2 separate regions of the Homo sapiens genome follow, and region 1 is linked to region 2. The links are chromatin loops, found by intact Hi-C in ENCODE. Cell type or tissue: Caco-2. All regions are shown on one strand.

What was found. Peaks named below come from ENCODE experiments on the same cell type or tissue, not always from the same donor. Only the 100,000 strongest peaks of a DNase experiment are listed, where the experiment ranks them.
Region 1: it touches region 2 in a loop (4-fold over the local background); 2 of 110 quality-filtered maps call a loop at or near these places.

Annotation. Positions count from the first base shown.
Region 1 is chr4:166,489,260-166,497,259 of GRCh38, forward strand. No RefSeq gene overlaps it. Among named protein-coding and RNA genes, the nearest start is that of TLL1, 620 kb to the left of the region's middle. In Caco-2, no CTCF peak of the experiment used is centred here; a DNase peak (open chromatin) is centred at 4,912.
Region 2 is chr4:166,319,958-166,327,957 of GRCh38, forward strand. No RefSeq gene overlaps it. Among named protein-coding and RNA genes, the nearest start is that of TLL1, 450 kb to the left of the region's middle. RefSeq lists an enhancer at 4,658-4,827. In Caco-2, a CTCF peak has its summit at 4,566 (motif pointing right); a DNase peak (open chromatin) is centred at 4,574.

The DNA.
Region 1 (8,000 bases), 170 kb after region 2:
ATGAGTTCAACTTTTTTTATAACAAATAATTTTTATCTGAGAACATTTTTCAGTTTGGAGTATTGCCTATAATACTCCAAATTTACTCAATACTCAAAATACGTTTGTGTAAATACATTTGTCTAACAGCATTTATGGCCATATGATAGATTCTCAACAGTCTTATGCAGGTGAGAGTTAGAATTTGGAGAATTTATGACATTCTTAGTTCAAGAGCATTTCCTTATATCTGTATATTGTGAATTCTTTAAAAAACAGAATTGTTTTCAGGTGCTAGGAGAATATTAATTGATCTTTTTTTTGGCTCTTGTTTGCTTTTTTTCAGGACACTTAATTTCCACTTCTACTTTTCTAATTCCCTTTACCACTGTGATGTTTAGTTTTATATGTCAACATGGCTAAGCTCTAGTACCCATTATTCAATCAAACACTAATATAGGTTGTTGCAATGAAGGCATTTTGTAAACATGGTTAATATCTAGTCAGTAGATTTAAGTGAAGGAGATGACCTTAATAATCTAAGTGGGCCTCATCTAACCACTTGCAAGGTCTTAGGAGCAAAGCTGAGGTTTCCATGAAGAATGTCTACTTCAAGACTACAACATTAACTACTGCCCAAGGGTTTCCAGCCTGTGGATCTACCCTACAGATTTTTAGACTTTTCAGGCCCCACAATCAAGTAACCCAGTTCCTTGAAATACATCTCTTCAATCACCAAATGTCCAAGATTGCCTACCTTCTTTGTTACCACCTTCCCTGCTAGAACCAATGTCTTCTCAAGACTAAATCTCGGGTCTGTCAAGTAGAATTTTCAAAATATTAAAACCATAATTAGAATATAAATACACAATGATCCCAAATCAATGTTTATTTACCACATTAATAGAAATAAACCAATAGTATTATAGGATAACAAGGAAGATATAAATACTTATGTGTGTATATATGTGTGTGTGTGTTCAATGAAACACACATACCAATAAATGCTGAAATAAATTGAATAGTTTAATAAAAACATGCTAAACATCCTACATGACAATAACTTCATATATTTTAATTATAAAATTAATTGTATCTTTTTTTCCTTATTATCAAATTTTGAATAATTTCTTATGCATTCCCTGTAGGAGTGCTTGGATCTATCAGGTGTCAGAAATGTTCTTGGTATTTCTCACTTGGTGTAGAACTTTCTTGGATGTTGATGTTATACTGTGCTAATTGATTTTAAGCTTTCCATTTCCCTCTCTGAACAGTCATGTGATATCAGCTTGATGTTTATTTCTCTATTTACAAACAAATTTGTGTTCATGGTACTCTGTTTTCCAATTATGCTAAAGGAGTAAGTTATATGTGTTTTTATTGGCTCTTCTGTGTTGATTTCAGGCTTTTTTTTTTCTTTTTAAGGCACAAGAAAGGATTCCAATTTTCTAAGGCAACCAGGAATTTAGTCTAAGGCAACCGAGGAATTTATATTATGTTATATATCTTTCTGTATATATTTATTCTATTCTAAGGCAACCCAGGAATTCATATTATATTATATATCTTTCTGTATATATTTACTAATGTTAAATAAATCTACTTGATATGAAATACATGATTTTTGTCTTCTCTACCCTGAACCTTATCTTTTTTTTTTTTTTTTTTTTTTGAGACGGAGTCTCGCTCTGTCGCCCAGGCTGGAGTGCAGTGGCGGGATCTCGGCTCACTGCAAGCTCCGCCTCCCGGTGAACCTTATCTTTCTATGTTTCTATGTACCTGTATTTCCCTCATATAATCTTAGTACATTATCTTTTTCTTTCTACTCAGATAGGATTAATTTTCAAGAAAGATGTAAGGCACTTAAGAGTCTTTACTATCACTGTGCTTTTTCTTCTATGGCTAGGCTATTATCATTTAATTTTTTACATTTTAATTATAGAACTAAAATCAATGACCGGTGTTAAAATTATTTCAAGGGTCAGCAAGTAAATGAAGAAAGTGTAATTTGAGGCATGTTGGGTTTCCTGAAACTCCTGCAGGGTATTAAGCAGCAGCCTACTCATAAGTCTAAACTAGAAGCAAAGACAATCCATTTAGGATGCCTAGAAAAGAGATTATTGTGTCTTCATCTACTTCTCTCTATTCTCCACTCTCCCAAAAAACTTACTCACTTGGGGTCGTAAAATAACTTGGAATGAGTTTTCCTGTGTTACGACTGCTAAAGAATATTTCGTGAATTTTCTGAGATAGGGGAGAAAATTTCCAGATGAAAAAGAATCTTGGAATTCTAATCAGAAATAGATTTCATAATTTTCTCTGTTTGCCTTTTAATTAGTTCTTTCTCTGATGCCGCTTTGATATTTGGTGTCTACCTATAATTTCAAATATAGGTATTTTACCTTCCCCAAGAGTCTGGCTTACAGTCTGACTGAGGTCTTTTCCTGTTTTCATTAAATTCTGTCATCTATGGTAGGTAAGGAGATGATTACATGAAGATCCTGAGCAGACACCACCCTTGCCCTCAGTCCTGTGTAAATTTGTGAGGCAGCACTTCTACTGCCTCATGGTTTGTGGCATTCCAGGCACCTGAAGTGAATCATTCAGATGGAGGTAGTGGTGTAAGGTGAGGATTGACAATAGGAACAGAACACGTTAAACAAGAACCCTTGCATGAAAGCTATGAGAAAGGACAGAGGAGGAATTAAATGGGGCATCCTGTGCATTTTCACTGTTAGGAATCCATTTATCTATTAGCACTGATTTTAGGTATGTTCTAACTGCACTTATAATAATTTACAAAAAGAAATTACTGATAAAATACTACTTATAGATGGTAAAATAAACCAATAAAGATGAAAACCCAGCATTTATTTAAATTATTTAATTATACGGATTTAAATTAAGCATTAAACATGTAATTGTAATACTTAGGTTCATATTTGTGGAATCAATATTTAAGAAAATTCACTCTGCCTAGTTAACGTTCTACACAGCAATCATTAAGAATCCCTTACCTATGTATCAGCTTGGCTCTTTTGTAAATTTTGTTTAATTATAATAATAAATACAATAGTTAATCTTTAACCTTTGCAATTTACAGCTTTTGTCTTACCCCTGCTTAAAAAATAAAGTGTTCATTATGGTATGTCTTACATGCTTTCATAATGTTTCTACAAATAAATATTTCAAACTTATACCTAATCATGGCATCACTACCTCAGTTGTTCAGATACTAAATTTTTCCTACCTAGAATTGTTGAAAATATATGTTTAAAAAAGCAATTGAGATTGTGTATTACACAGACTGCCATCTTGAAGCAAGTCATTCATTGTCTATGTCTAATCACCTGCCTTCAGTCACCTCTCTCCTTTTTTTTCTTAATTTTATTCTTTAGACTTTATTTTTTTGTTTTTTGGTTTTGTTTTGCTTTTAAAGGAGTTTGGGAGGATTTTGTTTTATATACACAGGGAATCCTGTATCCTGTTGACAATAAAGAGAGCCCCATGGTTCAGTTAGTTTTATGGTTGTGTAAGTCAAAAACTCTTTAAAAACTTTCCTAACATGTTGAATGGTCATGAACAGGTCAAACAAATAATTAAAAAAATATATAACCATTACAATTTGATTTCTAGAAGTCCACTTCGATAGATACTTGCATTGTTTAATAAGAACAAACAATTATTGATTTTTTAGTATTAGTGAGTTACATTTGACAAATGTATATTTTAAATCTCAAAATAGTTATTAAGTCCATTTCATAGATGGGATATTTGAGCTTTACAAGTGTTAAGCAACTTTCTCCAAGAAAAATAACTATCATATAGTGAAGAGGGCTCATGCCTAGCCAGTCCAACTCTGAAATCCATCCTCTTAACTACGACTCCAGCAGGCTCAAACCATAACCTGAAGGCCTCTGCAGACCCCTTTAGGAGTCTCCGGAGGCCCCTTTAAAGGATTTTTTGGATAAAACTGTTTTCCTAATAATACTAAGATGCTATTTGTCTTTTTCAAGTGTGTACAGTGATGTTTTCTGGACACTACCTCACAGGTGATATCACAACAGGCTGAATGCAGAATCAGATACAGTAATCTAGATCTCTTCTATTGAGCCAGATACTAAACATATTTGATAAGTTAAACACAATGTCACTTCTCTCTCATCTTTGTATTTTGCAAAACATAACTATATTATTTAAATATTGTTCATGTTACATAATTGATTCATTATTTTTATTACTGAATACATATATATTTTAAGCATCTCTGTTTTAGTTTCTAATGCAGTTATTAACATAGTGCACATATATGAACAAAAAGTCCTTTGCACTCCCAAAATATTTTAATAGTTCAGTCACAACCTGAGACCAAATGATTTGAAAACCATTGGGCTAATCTGCACTATTTATCAATTCTGATTACACATTTCAACATATAATAGAATGATATCCTCTAAGAGTATTTTAATAGCAGTACTACTAAGATTCATGGTTCTCCTATTTTTAATTCACTATATTTAATTTTAAAGATTCTATTCTCCACTTCCACCAGGTGGTCATTCTGATCTATGCAGATTTTGCATTTTTTAATTAAGTTGCAGGACTTTAGTAAAACCAATTGTCACTCTAAATGTGTTAGTTCTTTTTCCTCATTTCATCTAAATACTCATATCAAGTACCATTGGCAACATAACATTCTCAATTTTCTCCACAACTAATAGGCAGTTTTGCAGTATGAAGCTACAATAGAAGACCCATCAATCAAATGAATGGAACCCTGACTCAACAGAGAAGTAAATTCTTGGTAACCACGGGGATGTAAACCAAAAATAAAATTCTAAGCACCTCCCCCCAACCATCTGAATGGACTTATTGCTCACCCAGGACTCTTAAAATTTAACCTGAGAGACTGTTTCAGGCCATGATGGGAAGTGGGGGTCAGATATGCCTCATTATACTTCTCTGGCATTAACATCGACACAGACTTCAAGTCTGATAAGAAACATTTTACAACCTATTCTCTCTGAAGCCTGCTACCTTAGGGCTTCCTGTGCAAATAAGAACTTTGGTCTCTACAATCCTGTATCTTAACCCAGAGATTCCATTCTGTTGATCCCAGGTCTTTAAATAAACTCAACCAATTGTCAACCAGAAAGTTTTAAAATCTACCCATAAGCTGGAAGCCCCCACTTTCTGGACCAAACCAATGTATTTCTTAAGTGTATTTGATTGATGCCTCGTGCCTCCCTAACATGTATAAAACCAAGCTGCACCCAGACTACCTTGGCCACATGTTCTCAGGACCTCCTAATGGCTGCGTCAGAGGTCATGGTCACTCATATTTGGCTCAGAATAAGTCTCTTCGAATATTTTACAGAGTTTGACTCTTTTCATTGACAGAGAAAAGGCAATAAAATAAAGATTCTGTTATAAGGCAATAAAATAAAGATTCTGTTATCCTTTTTATCTTGGCATTTATTCTCATTAACACACTCCTAACTAATGGTCCCTGTCATAGGAGAACAAGGTCAGATTGAAAACAGTATGCAAGAGGTGAACAAAGAGTTTTTAGATTAGTCTATGAGGAGACTATAAAACCAGTAGAAAGAGACAGAAGACAAGATGAAACTTTTTAAGACTATCCATATAAAGTCATGATAGATCCTTGGGAAAAACCATGAGCTCATGTTCACTGACTTTGTAAGAGGCTCTAATGGCCATTGTTTAAACTCATTTAAGCCATGCCAGATGACAGCTTTATCCAAAAATGATGGATTTATGAAGTTCATTTGTGTGTGAGACTAAATATCTGTTTTTCTCAAAGCATAATTTCTAAGTGTTAAATGAATTCTCCATAGAACTCACAAGAGATGTTTGACCTCAACTGGATGCCATTACAGGTTTAGTAAAATCATTAATGAGTAAAAGATTAAGCGATCACAGTATTAGCTAAATACTTAGCTAACTCAGCAATGACATTTACCAAGCTCATTTTCTTATTTTAAGAAGATTACAAAAAAATGTAAACATTAAACTATTCTTCACTAAGACAGCTAATGGTTCATTGGAGCTGCAATGGTTTCCAATAAAGATAAGAGGAAAATAAGCCTTTTTTTCAGTCATTTTACTGTGATAAACTATATCTAAGAAACTAATATTGATAATAAAAGGAATAATACATTATTTTGTGTACTGGAGAGGTAGAAAGGAACCTCATATACAAAGGGGAAATATTAATAGGTAAGATCTTTTTTATGAGAAGTGAGTTTTTGCAACTTTATTTTACCTTTTTCCAGAAAAAAGATAGAAATCGTAATTAATATCTAAAGTTTTGTATTTATTCTTCTGAACTTGAATTTTATTTAATGTACAGAATAAGTAATTTCTACAAAGACCAAAATGTTGGTGTGTTGTTGAAGGCATGTCCTGCATTTAATTTTGCTCTGTAGTCCACCTTGGCCAAATGGAGCTAAAGTACTGACAGCTCTTAGTCACGTTTATTCTTAGTGAACTATTCTATTCTCAGTGAACTAGCCCCAGTCTCTAGGATTGTCCCTCTCATGCCCCTTTACTCTGCTCTTTCTTTCTTCAACTAAATTCTTCTGCCTAAAGCATGTTGGAGCTGGGATTTCAGAAACAATGAATGTTTAAGTATTAGCATGCAGGGTATTTATAATATGAATTATAATATATCTATTCACACTATGTGTTCTTTCAGAAATAATTAATAGTACCTAAAAGATAAATTTATCTTGAATTTAATCAGCTTCTTTATCAATTCATAGTAGATGACAACACATAAATGTGTAAGAGATGAACAAGGTATTGCAGAAGGTGGAAGAATAGCGTTTGATACAAGAAAGAGAATATCTTTGCATATATTATTTTAATAGGTAGTATGATATAGATTATTTCATACACTGATCAACACCTTCCCTGATGCATCTATATTAATCTACATGCATGGTTTACTTATGGATATGTAAAGGCAGTAATGAAACGGGTTTGGTCCAGGAAGAGCTAAGGAAGCAGTGCACTTTGGGAGTTGTAGTACTTCATTCAGTGTTTCTGGCTGTAGAAAAATGTCGTTGATATCTGGGAATAAACCTCTTTCTCATAAGAAAATAATCAAGGACTGTTACTTTCAATCAATCATCCAGTTAAAATCTGAAATGATAATAATAAACAAAAAACCTCTAAAATTGGTCTGACACAATTTTGAATTTAAGGGATAAAAGATTTCTGGAACATAGGGGAAGAAAATAGAAGGTTTCCTACAAAACAAGGAAAGTCATTCTTTACACAGGAACACTGAATACTAAAATTCTAGAACAATGACAGATATTTTTAGGGAAAAATGTTGTGATTCAATATAACATACTCTTTATGATATTGTATTTCATATGTTTATGAAACAGAAGGACTTGCTTTCGTATATAATAACTCAGATATACACACATCTCTATAATATGTAAAATGGAATTTAGTCAATGGAATTTGAGAGAGAAATCAAGTAAATAATTCATGATTAGGGATGTTATTATAAAAGTAGAAGCAGTGAATATTGAAATTGAATAACAAAAACTTCACTCTAAATAAATGTTATGAATATGGATACAAATATGATTACAAATAAAAATATAAGTATGCATAAAGAGTTATAAAATACTTCTCAGTAATCACTGAAGTATCCAAATCATTCCATTATGAATATTGTCATTGCTCCTAAGTATGCTATCGTGTATGGGTTATTTTCTTCCATGAGGCATTTGTATTTGATGTCTGCAGGCTCTACATACCGGGGAACACTTTGCAATAAATATCTATCCATTTGATGTTTTGGATACTACCCAGGTAGGTCCCAAATATATATAAGGCCACAACGTTACAGAAAGTTTTTATCCTTTTTCAGGTGAGATATAATTTTTCCCACCACCTAGTGCCTTGCTGGCTCTTCTGCTAACTTTCCCATGTGATCTCTCCAAGCAAACACTGAACTTTTCCCTCTATTCCCACATACT
Region 2 (8,000 bases):
TCATAGTCATAACACAATCTTACTCCTCTCTTTCAGAGTCCATGTTATATCACTGCCCATATGCTGGACACTGGAGGTCACAAAATCTCCTAAAACTTTTGGCAACAAGAAACCTAGAGTTTGTTTGGTAAGACAACCCCTCTACGTTGACAGTGAAGCTGGACAGCTGCGCAGCTCAGGGAGTGAGCTGTGGAGTCAGATCCCAGGGCTCACCTCTTTCTTCTCCTGCCTATTTGCTATTTGCCCTTGGAAAAGTCACTGACTTTCACTTTGCCCATGGTTTCTTGCCTGCAAAGTGATAGTAATAATAGTAGCAATCACATCGAAGATACTTGTCAGAGTTAAATAAGTAGCTAGGGTATAAGAAAAGTACTTAACACCTTAGCACAGGGCTTGGTATGTGTGTCATGAGCTTTTCAATTTTTTTCAAATTAAGATAAAATTCACATACCATAAAATGTATCACTTGAAAGTGTACAATTCAGTGGTTTTAATATAATCACAAAGTTGTGCAATCATTATTACTTTCAAATTTCAGAATATTTTCATCATTCCATCCCGACAAACCCTGTGTCTCTTAGTAGTCATCCTCTAATCACTTCTACCTCTGGCCTCTGGCAACCACTGATCTACATTCTTTATCTATAGATTTGTGTTTCTAGACATTTCTTACAAATGGAATTATATCTTACATGGTCTTTTATATCTAATTTATTGCACTTAGCAAGTTTTAAAAGTTCATCCATGTTATGGTATGTATCAGTGCTTCCTTCATTCCTTTTCATGGCTGAGTAACATTCCAATGTATAAATATATCATATTTTACCTATCCATTCAGTAACGAACAGGCATTTAAGATATTTAAGATATTTTCAGCTTTCATATATCAGGAATAATCTATGATGAATTGTGTACATTTTTTGGGGGGGGGTAAATGTATATTTCAACTTTCTTGGATAAACACCCAGGAGTATAGTTTTTGAGGTCCTGTAGTAAATCTGTGTTTAGACATTTGAGAAACTGTCAAACTGGAAGTGGCTGTAGCATTTTACATTTCCATCAGCAAAATATGCGGGTTCTAATTTCTCCAAATCACTGTCATTACTTGTTATTGTCTGTGTCTTTGATAATGGCATCCTAATGGGTATAATGTGATATCTCATTGTGGTTTTAATTCACATGTCCCTAAAAACTAATGATGATGTGATAGACAGAATAATGGGCCCTCAACGATGCCCAAGTCCTAATCCCTGGAATCTATGAATGTGTTATTTTACATGGCAAGGGAGAATTAAGGTTGTAGAAAGATATTATGTTGCTAATCAGTTGACCTTACAATAAGGAGGTTATGCTAGATTACCTGGATGGACCTAATGTAATCACGTGGATCCTATAAATGTGAAAGAGGGAGTCAGATGAAGGTCAAAAGAGAGGGAGAGAGAAAGAGAGAGAAATTTGAAGATATTAGCTTGGTGCAAAAGTAATTGCTATTTTTGCCATTACTTTTCATGGTGTGTATAAACTATGACAGATTTATGTAATTTTTGTCATTACTTTTAATGGCAAAAACAGCAATGACTTTTGCACCAACATTAATACTATGAGACTTCCTTTGAAGATAGAAGAAAAGGACATAAGCCAAGGAATGCAGGCAGCCTCTAGAAGCTGGAAATCAATAAAATAGATGTTTTCCCTGGAGCATTACTCCAGAAGAAGCATAGCCTTATGATAACCATTTTGGACTTCTTAGCTTTAGACCTATAAGGTAATTAATTTGTATAGTTGTCAGCCACTAAATTAGTGACAGCTTGTCACAGCAGCAATAGGAAACTATACAGATGTTGCACATCTTTTCATATGCTTACTTTGCAGAAATGTTTATTCGAACCTTTTGTCCATTTTATAATTGAATTTTTAAATTAAGGAGTTGTAATAGTTCTTTATTTAATCTAGAGCTTTATCATACATTTGATTTGAAAATATTTTCTCTGATTCTAGGTTTGTTTTTCCACTTTCTTGATGGTATAATTTGCAACACAAAAGGTTTTTTTAAATTTTGATGAAGCCTAATGTATGTATTTTTTCTTTTGTTGCTGTGCTTTTGTGGATTAACTAAGAAACCATTGGACAATCCAAAGATGTACTCCTGCGTTTTTTTCTAAGAGGTCCATACTTTAGGTCTTGCATTTGGGTCTTTGGTCCTTTTTGAGTTAATTTTGAATAGTGTGAGGTAAAGGTATGTATTAGGATTCTCTAGAGGGGCAGAACTAATAGAATAGATACATATATATATAAAGAGGAGTTTATTAAGTATTAACTCACATGATCACAAAGTTCCACAATAGGCCATCTATAGGCTGAGGTGCAAGGAGAGCCAGTCCAAGTTCCCAAACTGAAGAATTTGGAGTCTGATGTTCAGGGGCTGGAAGCATCCAGCACGGGAGAAAGATGTGGGCTGAGAGGCTAGGCCAGTCTCTCTTTTCACATTTTTCTGCCTGCTTATATTCTAGCCACACTGGCAGCCGATTAGATAGTGCCCACCCCGATTAAGGGGTGGGTCACCTTTCCCAGCCCACTAATTTAAATGTTAATCTCCTTTGGCAACACCCTCACAGACACACCCAGGATCAATACTTTGTATCCTTCAATCTAATCAAGTTGACACTCAGTATTAACCATCATGAGGTACAACTTTATTCTTTTTCATGTGAATACCCAGTTGTCCCATCATATGCTCTTACATTTGAGCAGTTACTATTTTTGACATAGCTTAATATATAGTATGATAACAAAAAGTATGGTGAGGGAATTATTAAGTTAACAATGAAGTCAGTAGAGAAGATGTTCTACAAAAGATGGTATATGAGTTGAGTTTTAGAAAAGACTAGGAATTAGGTAAAAAATGGCAGAAATTTTATTTAATGAAGGAAGCTTCATGAATAAGAAAAACAAAGGAAGTGAATTTACACATGTTTAAGGAAGTGAATGTATGCATGTTTCAGGAACTGAAATTGATAGGAATACCTGGCAGTTTGAGGACCTTGGAGTGCAGTGACCACAAATAAACAAGAAGAGATGGATAGTACCCCTAAGAAAAGCTCTCTGTACTCCTAACTCTGGGTTTACCCTTTATAGGGGCACTCACGTAGAGAGAATTTAAAAAAAAGGCTGTGTTTTTTAAAATATCTAATTAGTGGAAACTTACTATGCCTTCTTTTCAACAGTTGACTCCCTTATCAATACATAGAGGGTGAGACAATTGTTTAATAGACAATTGATTTAATATAATATTATGATGGGAATGTTTCCACATTGTGTCCCAAAAATATAATTACTCTTCCCAGTGTTTTCAGAGTTTCTTTACTGTCCATAATTTCATATTCATTTTTCTTTTTTTAAATACGATTTATCTATTCTCATGTGCTCCTGTAACTACCTTCACATATGTCAAGCTGTACTGTCATTTGATAATAGTCGCTTTGGAGTTTCATGGTGTGTACAAACTGTGACAGCTTTACCTAATAAATAAAACTGAAATGTCTTCAGAGATTTCACAACTGTCAAATATCATGGCTCTGTTGGGAGATGTTTAGTTTTGCTGGCATTTAATCTCTTATTTTCAAATGTCATTCTTTGGACATTGCTGTTGTTTAAATGTACAAAATTTGAAAAACCACTTTAAGACATCACATAATAGAGTATGCATAATTTAAACTAAGTTTTAAAACAAAGTTTCAAATATTTTCTATTTTTTCATAACAAGTGTGATTATCAATTTTTTATTAGCCATTCTACATATATGTATCCTGCCTTCGTCTAAAGTGCTTCAAGTGTGTGAGGGGAGGGAAGGATGGCTTCCTCACAAATATATTTCTAGGAGGTACTTGGTAGCTTCTGGGGAAGCATGAATCTGAAACAGTATGATTAATTCAGGAACAAAATATGACTTGCCAAAAGAGAAAGGAAAATAGGATAGCATGTGTATTGAAAATAACCAATGTTTTCTGTTGTTGTTGTAATTTTAATTCATTTTTTTCTGGTTTGATCTCAAGCATTTAGTTTTTAGCTTTATGAAGAGACAAAACATTCAACAACAAATATACAGTTTTGGCCTGTAAAAAAATGAAAGCCATCATTCACAACCTTACAATAAGTAAAAGGTGACACACTGGAAATTAACTATTTTTCTTGGACCCATCTGAGAACTGAGATCCCAAGGCAAACCACCATTCTGAAATCTAGACTGATGGGCAAATCCAGAGAGCCATAGCTGAGACCTTATCTGGAACAGTCACTGGAGTCATACTGAACATTCGCTAAAACAAAAACCTATTTTCTCTCCAGTAAAAAGACTTACCAGAGTCTTATCCCACCTAGAGGTAGGGCACTGTTCCAACTCCAGCCTTCTCTAGCATTCCTGTCTAGCCAAAGGTAGGGAGGAGGGAGGAAGCTATATCGCTGGAGAAAACACTTGTGAAAGTCACATTACAGACATGGGCAAACAAAAATATTGACACTTTATCCTGCAGTGATAGAACACTTATGTCACCCACACCTTAGCGCCAAACCAACAGAGGGCGCTGGTATAACAGATTACAGTGGAAAGGGCTATAAAAACAAACCACAAATCAAAACCAGTTTAACAGAAATTAAGAATGTCTCTGATTGGCTCATCGGTAGACTGAACATGTCTGAGGACAGTATCAGTAAACCTGAGGATATGCCCATAGAAACTTCTCTAACTAAAATACAAAGACAATTTTAAAAATAATGACAATAGTATAATAAAAAGAAGAGAACATCCCAGAATTGTAGTCAGTTTCCAAAGATATTAAATATGACACATATATTAGGAATACCAGAAGCCGAAGAAATAGACAAGGAGCAGAAGAAATATTTGAATTAATAATGACCATAGTTATTTCGAAAGTAATGATAGAAGCCAAGTCACAGATTCAGGAAGCTCAATAAACACCAAGAGGAATAAACACCAAAGCATCTACATATAAACATATTGTATTCAAACTGAAGAAAAACAAAGACAAAGATTAAAAGTAGTCTGTTGAAATCATACTATTGAACGTAGTTAGAGAAAAACAAAACAAGACAAACACCTTGGTAATAGAGGAACAAGGGTAAGAATTGCATTAGCCTTCTCATAGAAACAATGCAAACAATAGAGTTGAGTAAAATATTGAGAGTTGAAAGAGAAAAACTACCAACCTAGAAGTCTATATCCATGAAAATTTTTCATCGAAAGTGAGACAGAAATAAAGACATTGCCAGAGAAACAAAACCGAGGGGATTCATTATCAGCAGACTTGCCCTGGAAGAAAGGTTAAAAGAAGTACTCCAGGGAAAAGAAAAGTGATAAAGATCAGAAGCTTAGCTCTACAAAAAGAAAAGATTAATGTCAGAGAAGTAATGAATACAGGTAAATTTTTTTCCTTATGTTTAATACATAAAAGTTCTAATACAGAACTTTTCAAAGTAATATTAGTAACAAGGTAGTGAATGATTATAGGCTACGGAGAGACAAAATGAAAAGCCGAAAGTATTTTTCCCTAGGAAAAACTTGGGAATACTCTCTAATAAGAAAACTACACTAACAGTGAAGGAGAATAGGTTATTTGAAAGTGGAATTAGGTTAGTTAAAAACATACATTGTGAACTCTCTGGCGACCATTAAGATAATTTTTAAAACGAAATATGATTGATATTTTAAAGAAGAGAGAAAATTGAGTTATGAAAAATCACATAAAATCTTATTTAAAAACCAGAGAAGGCAGAAAAACAGGGAGAGGTTAAAAAAGAAAATAAATAAATAACAAGTACAGTAAATAGAAAATTGTTACAAACATAGTAGATATTAATAATTACTTTTAATGTGAATGGCCTGTATACACCAATTAAAATGCAGAATATCCTTAGTAGAAGCAAACAGGACTGAAATTTTTTAGTGTACTTGTGCTTAGCTTCCTGAGCATCTCTTGAGCCTTACAGGAATCTCTTGGTTTTTAACCATTTGCTAATTCTTGTTCTCTAGTCTTCTGTTGATTTTATGAGTCTCTCAATATTATGATTCTAACATATTCCTCTTCTGCTTGTGTTACCAAAGGCCTCATTCTGTGTCTTCCATGAAAATTCTTATCAGAAATAGAACTTGTAACTATTTTTGTATCTGATAAAAATAAGTTGACACATTAGAAAGAAAACTTATTTGGCAACATTTCACCATAAATAAAATTCTGACTTTAGCAAAACATGTTAAGACATGCTATATTTTGAAAGTGTCTCTGAAACATCATGTCATATTTTGAAATCAAATTTACTTTAGCACAAACGATTGTTAATCCAAGTTTATCTTTCAGTAACATTCGGCAATTTGTTTACCTTACAATTATGGTACACTTCACTGCCTTGATGATCGATGTATTGCTAATGAGAATGAAAGAAGAAAAGGAAAATGAGCCACTTTAAGAGGTGAGGTAACAATCTGCAAAAATCACAGTAGCAAATTCACAAAGGCATTTATTGTTGAGATCCAGTCATTAACTACTTGTGAAATGAGATCTGCAAAACAACTCAAAAACGCTTTCAAAGGAAGCAACAAAACCATGCAACAAATAAATTAAAATACAAATCTAAGCAACAGAAATAACCAAAAATACTTCACAAAAGGTCTTCTGGGAAGAGATTTTTAGTAAATTGGTGTTCGATGAAACTTGTTTGTTTTAATCATAGATATGAAACTGTCTATGTTTTACACAAAGCTTAAATATTGATAAATTTAGTGTTTTATGGTTAAACATAATGAAACCTTAGAATAATTGCAATTTTATGTATTTTCAGTTTGTTGAAACCACTGGCCAATTGAAGCAAGTTAACACATCCATTTTCTCTTTAAGATCTTGTTGATCTGTGTTCACAGCTTGGTACAAAGCAAGCATTTTGAATCCATGTGAGTGATTATCATGGCAAAAGTAAGGATATAATTTTATAGCTGCTTTTATTACTGACTTAAAATCAAGGCAAGGGTTCAATTTAAAGACTATGAGGCCACAGTTTCGTTCTCCTATTAAAATTCTAAACTTAAAAGTTTACAGATTTTTGTTTGTTTGTTTGTTTGAACAGAGTTTCGCTCTTGTCACCCAGGCTGGAGTGCAAGGGCACGACCTAGGCTCACTACAGCCTCTGCCTCCCATGTTCAAGCGATTCTCCAGCCTCAGCCTCCCGAGTAGCTGGGATGACAGGCGCCTGTCCCCGTGCCTAGCTAATTTTTTTGTGTTTTTAGTAGAGACAGGGTTTCACCATGTTGGCCAGGATGGTCTCGATCTCCTGACCTCGTGATCCGCCTGCCTCGGCCACCCAAAGTGCTGGGATTACAGGTGTGAGACACCACACCCGGCCTAATATTTATTATTTAAAAATTACTTTTAAAGGATGCTTATCAGATTGCAGGAGGCAATTTTTAAAATCTCATCTTCCCATAGACCTTAAGCTCTTGAAAGCTGTTCTTTTGTGGTAATTTACTCTATATTGGTGGGCTTTGTGATAAGCTTTGAATGACCTTAATGTATTAATGCAATCTATGCATAATTTAATTGAAATAATAAATCTGAGCTGTTCCGTAAAACTATTTTTCATGAGATAATTTTAAGAGATATTTTTTCTGTGTATGGAAATTGAAATGGGGGTCTTTTTTTTTTCCCCAAGGAATAAAAACGTGAGTGCTTATCATTCAATAACTGTAACATTTGTTTATAGCTACATCTAATACAGAATACATAAATCTTGAGGCTGCTAAGCTTTTTTGCACAAAAAGAATACTTATAGCATAATAATAGCATATTGCCTTCCTACTTCATTTCTAAGACTTCTGAACATATTAGAGAGTTGGCCAAGTTTAAAGCTTATGACTCTCCTTTCCAGGTTAAAACAGCCTAGACATTTAACAAGTTACTGTGTTCTACAATTTAAATTCCTTTCTACTGTGACTT